2 separate regions of the Homo sapiens genome follow, and region 1 is linked to region 2. The links are chromatin loops, found by intact Hi-C in ENCODE. Cell type or tissue: mammary epithelial cell. All regions are shown on one strand. Each heading gives the region's core, and the rest is flanking DNA. Links, peaks and the distances in the headings are about the cores only.

Evidence for each region. A loop is a pair of places that touch in the nucleus more often than their neighbours do. Peaks named below come from ENCODE experiments on the same cell type or tissue, not always from the same donor. Only the 100,000 strongest peaks of a DNase experiment are listed, where the experiment ranks them.
Region 1: a loop joins it to region 2, with 5 times the contacts of the local background. A loop is called at or near these places in 11 of 110 quality-filtered maps.

What each region holds. Positions count from the first base shown.
Region 1 is chr4:153,221,069-153,223,972 of GRCh38, reverse strand. The region is part of intron 1 of TRIM2 (tripartite motif containing 2); the gene reads right to left. Among named protein-coding and RNA genes, the nearest start is that of TRIM2, 18 kb to the right of the region's middle. RefSeq lists a silencer at 860-1,049 and enhancers at 1,440-1,769, 1,565-2,066. In mammary epithelial cell, for the core only: no CTCF peak of the experiment used is centred there; a DNase peak (open chromatin) is centred at 1,602; H3K4me3 peaks cover 1,666 bases; H3K27ac peaks cover 1,922 bases.
Region 2 is chr4:153,580,806-153,583,709 of GRCh38, reverse strand. It overlaps TMEM131L (transmembrane 131 like), which reads right to left. Exons shown (of 35, transcript NM_001131007.2): 8 at 2,807-2,884; 9 at 2,150-2,303; 10 at 462-520; 11 at 38-146. Among named protein-coding and RNA genes, the nearest start is that of TLR2, 100 kb to the left of the region's middle. In mammary epithelial cell, for the core only: no CTCF peak of the experiment used is centred there; no DNase peak of the experiment used is centred there.

The DNA.
Region 1 (2,904 bases), core at 89-2,588, 360 kb after region 2:
ATGTAAAATTTAATCTCCATTTTTAGAAGAAAACAATGAAAAAAGGCATAGATGTGCATACTGCTGCAAGAACAACCCCTCACACCCTAAGGGGCTAGCCTAATCTTTGGATGGCTGGAATTCTAAGTGCTCTAAAATTAACTCTTTAAAAGTCTTTGAATCTAAAGCTGTCTCTGTTCCATAAATTAAAGCTGGTGATTTCCCGGGAAAGCAAAGGGGCCTGGTGGAAGGCATCAGTTGCTCCATGGGGTTGGATTACAGGTCGGAACGAATTTGGGGTTCACAGAATGCTTTGGATCTGACAGGCATTTAGTGAGACGAACCGTCCTCCACACTCCCAGCTTTTTATCTACTTTGTCAGCGGCATGCAGCTTTCAACACCGGGCAAGTATTTTCAGAATACATACACCAACCAGAAAGAGCCCTGCAAACCCTCAAAAGTCACCATCTCCCTGCTCTAATAAGCCCGAACTGTAGTACGAGCTGGGGCAAAGAATAAAAGAGGAGGCTAAAGGAAGGAAAGTAGTTTTAGGAAAATGACCAAACATGTTTTTAAAGAAAAAGAGGAAGCCGATCTTTTCAAAATTACTACAGTCCTGCTTTCAGATTGCTCAGTATCTTTTTTTCTCTGCAAAATGACTTTGAAAGCTATCCTGCATGACGCGGGTGACTGAGGACGGCAGAGGTCCGCGACTCCCGGGAGAGCTCCGCGGGCAGGGCCTGGGAGCCGCGCGGCGTCCAGGTTCTGCTGCTCAGCGGCCCTGTTGCTGACAGCTCTGCGCCGCGCCGACCCACTGCACCCGCTCCAGGCCGGCTGCCAGCCCCGCAGCGCCCGTCCGGAAATGGACTCTGGGCAGGCTTCCCGCACGCTCCGGCCACCGGACCTTGCCCGGGCGGGAGGGTTCCCAGGGCACAGCCCGAGCCACGACTTACTACGAGACGGCGACTCGCTTCGCGGGAACAGCGCGCGCTCCGGAGTGGCCTGGGCCTCACCCCTCGGGCCTGGGCCTCGCTGCGCGCCCAGCCAGGGCCGAGGTGCCCTAGCTCACGACATCAGGCAGCGGGCAGGCGACCCAGGACTTCGCACCCGCTCCTCTCCGCCTCCTCCTTCCTCCCCCGCAGCCGCCCTTCTGCAGCCTCAGGCGATCTGAAGGTGAAACTGCTTTATCTAAGGCCGTTTTCTGAGCGAGCGGCTCAAGTAGTAAAAACAGACCAGAGGAGGAAAGTCGGCCTCCTGGCTGGACTCTGAATGGCTTTCACCGGGTGTCCTCGGCTCCAAATGGCTCTCTGGTCGGTCATTTCCATTCTGTGCTCAGGCCCAGAGCAGTAAGACATCTGTTTTCCATCAACCGCGAGGCAGAGGCAAATCCTGGATTAGATGTCGCCCGGCGCTCGCAGCATTTTCAGGCCCGGCACGACAGCTAATCCCCGCACAAAGAGCATGAAAACAAACACGCAAGTTGGTGCCCGGTTCCAGAAAGATTTCCCTGTGCGATGACTAAAGGCTCCTGCAGCCAGCCTCCAAGATGGGCCAATCGCAGCACAGCGGGGCAGGAAAAGGGGGTTGGCTCGGTTTTCAGGTCTCCTGAAAACGCATCCTCTTCCCCAGTCCCGTAAACACAAATGCAAACACTGTCCTTTCAGGGGAAGTGAGTTCAGCTTGACGGGGCTGAGAGAGCTGAAACGGGCCGGCCTCCATCATGACAGTTCATTATAAGCAAGCACAGCTCCTGAATGTGAGCGAAGAAAAAAAATCTCTGCGTTTCCTTCAAGTGAATGTTAACAAATGAGTCAAGTATGATACAATCAGTCCTGCAAATGATAAGTCATGACTGTCTCTTTAGGCCTTTTTACTCCGTAAAAGAAGTTGGAGTAGGGACCCTTCCTCTCTCTCTCTTTCTTTCCTTCCTTCCTTCCTCCCTCCCTTCCTCGCTCTTTCCTTCCTTCCTTGCTCTTTCCTTCCTTCTTTCCTTCCTTCCTCTCTCCCTTCCTTCCTTCCTCCCTTCCTCCCTCTTTCCTTCCTTCCTCACTCTTTCGTTCCTTTTCTCCCTCTCCCTCCCTCCCTTCCTTCCTCCCTCCTTCCTTCCTTCCTCCTTCCCTTCCTTCCTCTCTCTCTTCTTTCCTCGCGCTTTCCTTCCTTCCTTCATTTCCTCCCTCCCTCCCTTCCTTCCTCGCTCTTTCCTTCCTTTTCTTCTTTCCTTCCTTCCTTATTTCCTCCCTCCCTCCCTTCCTCACTCTTTCCTTCCTTCTTTTCTTCTTTCCTTCCTTCCTTCCTCCCTCCATCCTTCCTTCCTTACCTTCCTCCCTTCCTTCATCTGTCACAAGGCTGAGAATACAAAGCTTGAAAAAGCATGAGTCTACTTTCAAGGGCCTTATCTTCTTTGGGGGGCAGAGGGGAAGGTGGGGAGGGACGACCTACAATTTCAAAACACTATGAAATGATAGAAGTGTATGGACAGAGGGTTATAGGAACATAGAAGCAGGAAACGAAGAAAGGCCTCCCAGAGGAGGCTGCATTTGTTTGGTTTTTTTGTTTGTTTGTTTTGAGACAGGGTCTCGTTCTGTTGTCCAGACTGGAGTGCAGTGTCACAAACATGGCTCACTGCAGCCTTGACTTCCTGGGCTCAAGCGATCTTCACATCTCAGCCTCCCCAGTAATTGGGATTATAGGCACACCGCCACACTTGGACATTTCATATAAATGAAATCATATAATATGTGTGGGCTTTTGTGTCTGGCTTCTTTCACTCAGCAAAATTTTTTCAGTTTACTCAGGAATCCACGTAGCATGTGTCAGTACTTCATGACTTTTTATTGCCAAAGAATGTTATATTATATAAATACACCACATTTTGCTTATCTGTTTAACATTTGATAGACATTTGGATCGTTTCCACTGGTGGC
Region 2 (2,904 bases), core at 175-2,674:
ACAAAAGTCAAATGACAATCTGTTTAAAAATCTGTACCTTTGCAGGTAAAAGAAGCAATTTTTGTAAAGTTTGTTGTAGAAGTAGGTAGTAGTACTGGTTCAAACTGCAGAGACAGAGCATCTCTCTGTGAGAAATGGCGTATATCCTGAAATAAAAGAAAAGTCCCATGTGACTACTCTCAGCTGGGAGAGTATTTATCCAGTTTGAATGAACCGTTAGAATAAATAGCACAGACCAGCCATACATAGCAACTGCTCAGCATCTGTGCCATAACCATATGGAGGGGATGCTGACAATCTTCATACAAACAGAGGTTCAAGCAAGGGCAAATGGGCTTAAATTAAAGCAAAAAAGAATAAAGATAGTGCTTCTGTCTCTGTTCCTGAAAAACCCTCATATTCTACAATTAAATGCACACTTGCAATTTTAAAAGTTACTTTAGGTAAGCATTTACAATTACCTGTATCCATATAAGGCTGTTTCCTGAATGTAATATATACATATTTACTGCTGAATCATCTGTCCAAAAGAATCAGAGTATTAAAGCAGAGTATTTAATCAGAGATTAAAACAGAGCCATCTCATTCTCACACCTTCATATAATCATTAAAATACCACATTACACATTTCTATAAAAAATGTTAACTTGTTTCTCAAAACTGAAATCAAAACTAGGAGGTGTTTTCTTTTTTTTTTTCTTTTTTAATCACAAGAAAAAAGATCCTCATAAAAATGCCTACCAACCTAAGCCCTCTAAATGATGAGGAACTACCAGGAGCAAAATTCTGAGTTTAGGGTCACACAATGCTCTTCTGAATGAAACTAACCAACTGGACGACTTCAAATAAAGCTATGTTCTCCTGTTGATTAGAAAGCTCCTCATTTCCTCATTTGGATAACCACATTTGGAAAGAAGAAAATCCTGAGATCTCAGGTTTCAGGCTTCCTTTTAGCCCTCACCCACAGAAGTGGTCCCCATGGGTCAGGGATCTGCCCTCATAGATGTTCACTGGCCACTATGAGAATCACCAAGCACTGAGGACAGGAGAGCTCTCCTGCTGATCCAGCACTACCACAGCCAGCTCTGAAGACTGAAAGGTAAAGGCTGTTTAACCAATTAAGACTGCCAAAGCAGGGCACGGTGGCTCATGCTTGCAATCCCAGCACTTTGGGAGGCCAAGCGGGGAGGAATGCTTGAGCCCAGGAGTTCAAGACCATCCTGAGCAACACAGGGAGAACCTGTCTCTACAAAAAAAAAAAAAAAAAAAAAAAAAACAACAAAAAAAAACGGTTTAAATTAGCCAGGCATAGTGGTGTGCGCCTGTGGTCCCAGCTACTTGGGAGGCCAAGGTGGCAGGATCGCTTGAGCCCAGGAGGCTGAGGTTGCAGTGAGCCGAGATCACATCTCTGTGCTCCCACCTGGGCTACACAGCAAAATCCTGTCTAAAAAAAACAAAAACAGAAACAAAACCAAAAAACAAACAAAAAAACCCAAAGAATAAAAACCATACTTTCTTGAATATGAATACAAATATACAGTCACATTCAGAAGTCTTGATAACCAAAAGATACTAGTATACTCTACGTTAGGAATTTCATGGATCACAGAATGTGTCTCTGAAAAAAGTTCTTAGGAAGTTAAACAGATGAATGCATTTATTTCTGATAAGTAGGACACACATTTCCAAAGATAAAATTCATAAAACTGAACACTAAAATTCTACCTAACTTGTCAAGCATCCAGGAACAACCGCAACCTATTAGCTATTTAAAATACAAAACAGCATGATGTGGTTAAATGAGCTTAGGCAAATCATTAAAAGTGGAACAAGAAACCCAAGACTTCAAATACTTTGTAAATATTTATATTAAACTGTCATGCCCATTTAATTTCCTTACTGTCTCCAAACATGAAGAAAAATTATTCCTAAGGAAACTCAGAATAGTTTGCAGTTGTCACTTCTCCCCAAAATAATACAGCCTTCTTAGCAGTTGTAGGTTGAGAACCAGTTACTACTACAATCACTTAATAATTAAAGCAAAGGCTATTTGTCTTGGTTTGCTATGATACAATCTGTTCATAAATGCTATAGAATGATGATGCAGACTGATGAAAATATAATAAAATTTTTAAACATTCCACCTTACCTGAGGTCTCAGATTCATCTGTAGCTACGTAAACAATAGAGAGATGATCTAACAAATGTTGTGTGTTTTCTTCAAATTCTTTTGAAAAGTTTTCCATTGTTACCATTATGCTCATTTGTAGACGCAAAACATCATCAGATTCCAGATAACAACCCTATGGTTGGAAGGAGGAGGAAAAAAGGAAAAAAAAAATCATCTCAACTTTGTGGTTTCAAACTATGGAGGAAAGGAGAAGCATTTAACGTAATGGGACGTGTGTGAGAACAGAATATGCTGTTTTGTGTTTTATTTTATTTTATTTTATTTTGAGACGGAGTCTCACTCTGTCACCCAGGCTGGAGTGCAGTGGTGCGATCTCGGCTCACTGCAAGCTCCGCCTCCCAGGTTCACGCCATTCTCCTGCCTCAGCCTCCCAAGTAGCTGGGACTACGGGCACCCGCCAGCACGCCTGGCTAATTTTTTTGTATTTTTAGTAGAGACGGAGTTTCACCGTGTTAGCCAGGATGGTCTCAATCTCCTGACCTCGTGATCCACTCGCCTCGGCCTCCCAAAGTGCTGGGATTACAGGCATGAGCCACAGCGCCCAGCCTTGTGTTTTATTTTTAAGCAAAGAGGCAGGAGGAAAGCAGAGAGAAAACACTACACATTTTATTTTACCTTTAATTGCTGACACACTTTATTATGTAAACTGCATTCCAGTTGCACCTGCAAGAGGCTAGTATTAGTGGTTTCTGCCTAAAAGAAGAAAAAAGGAG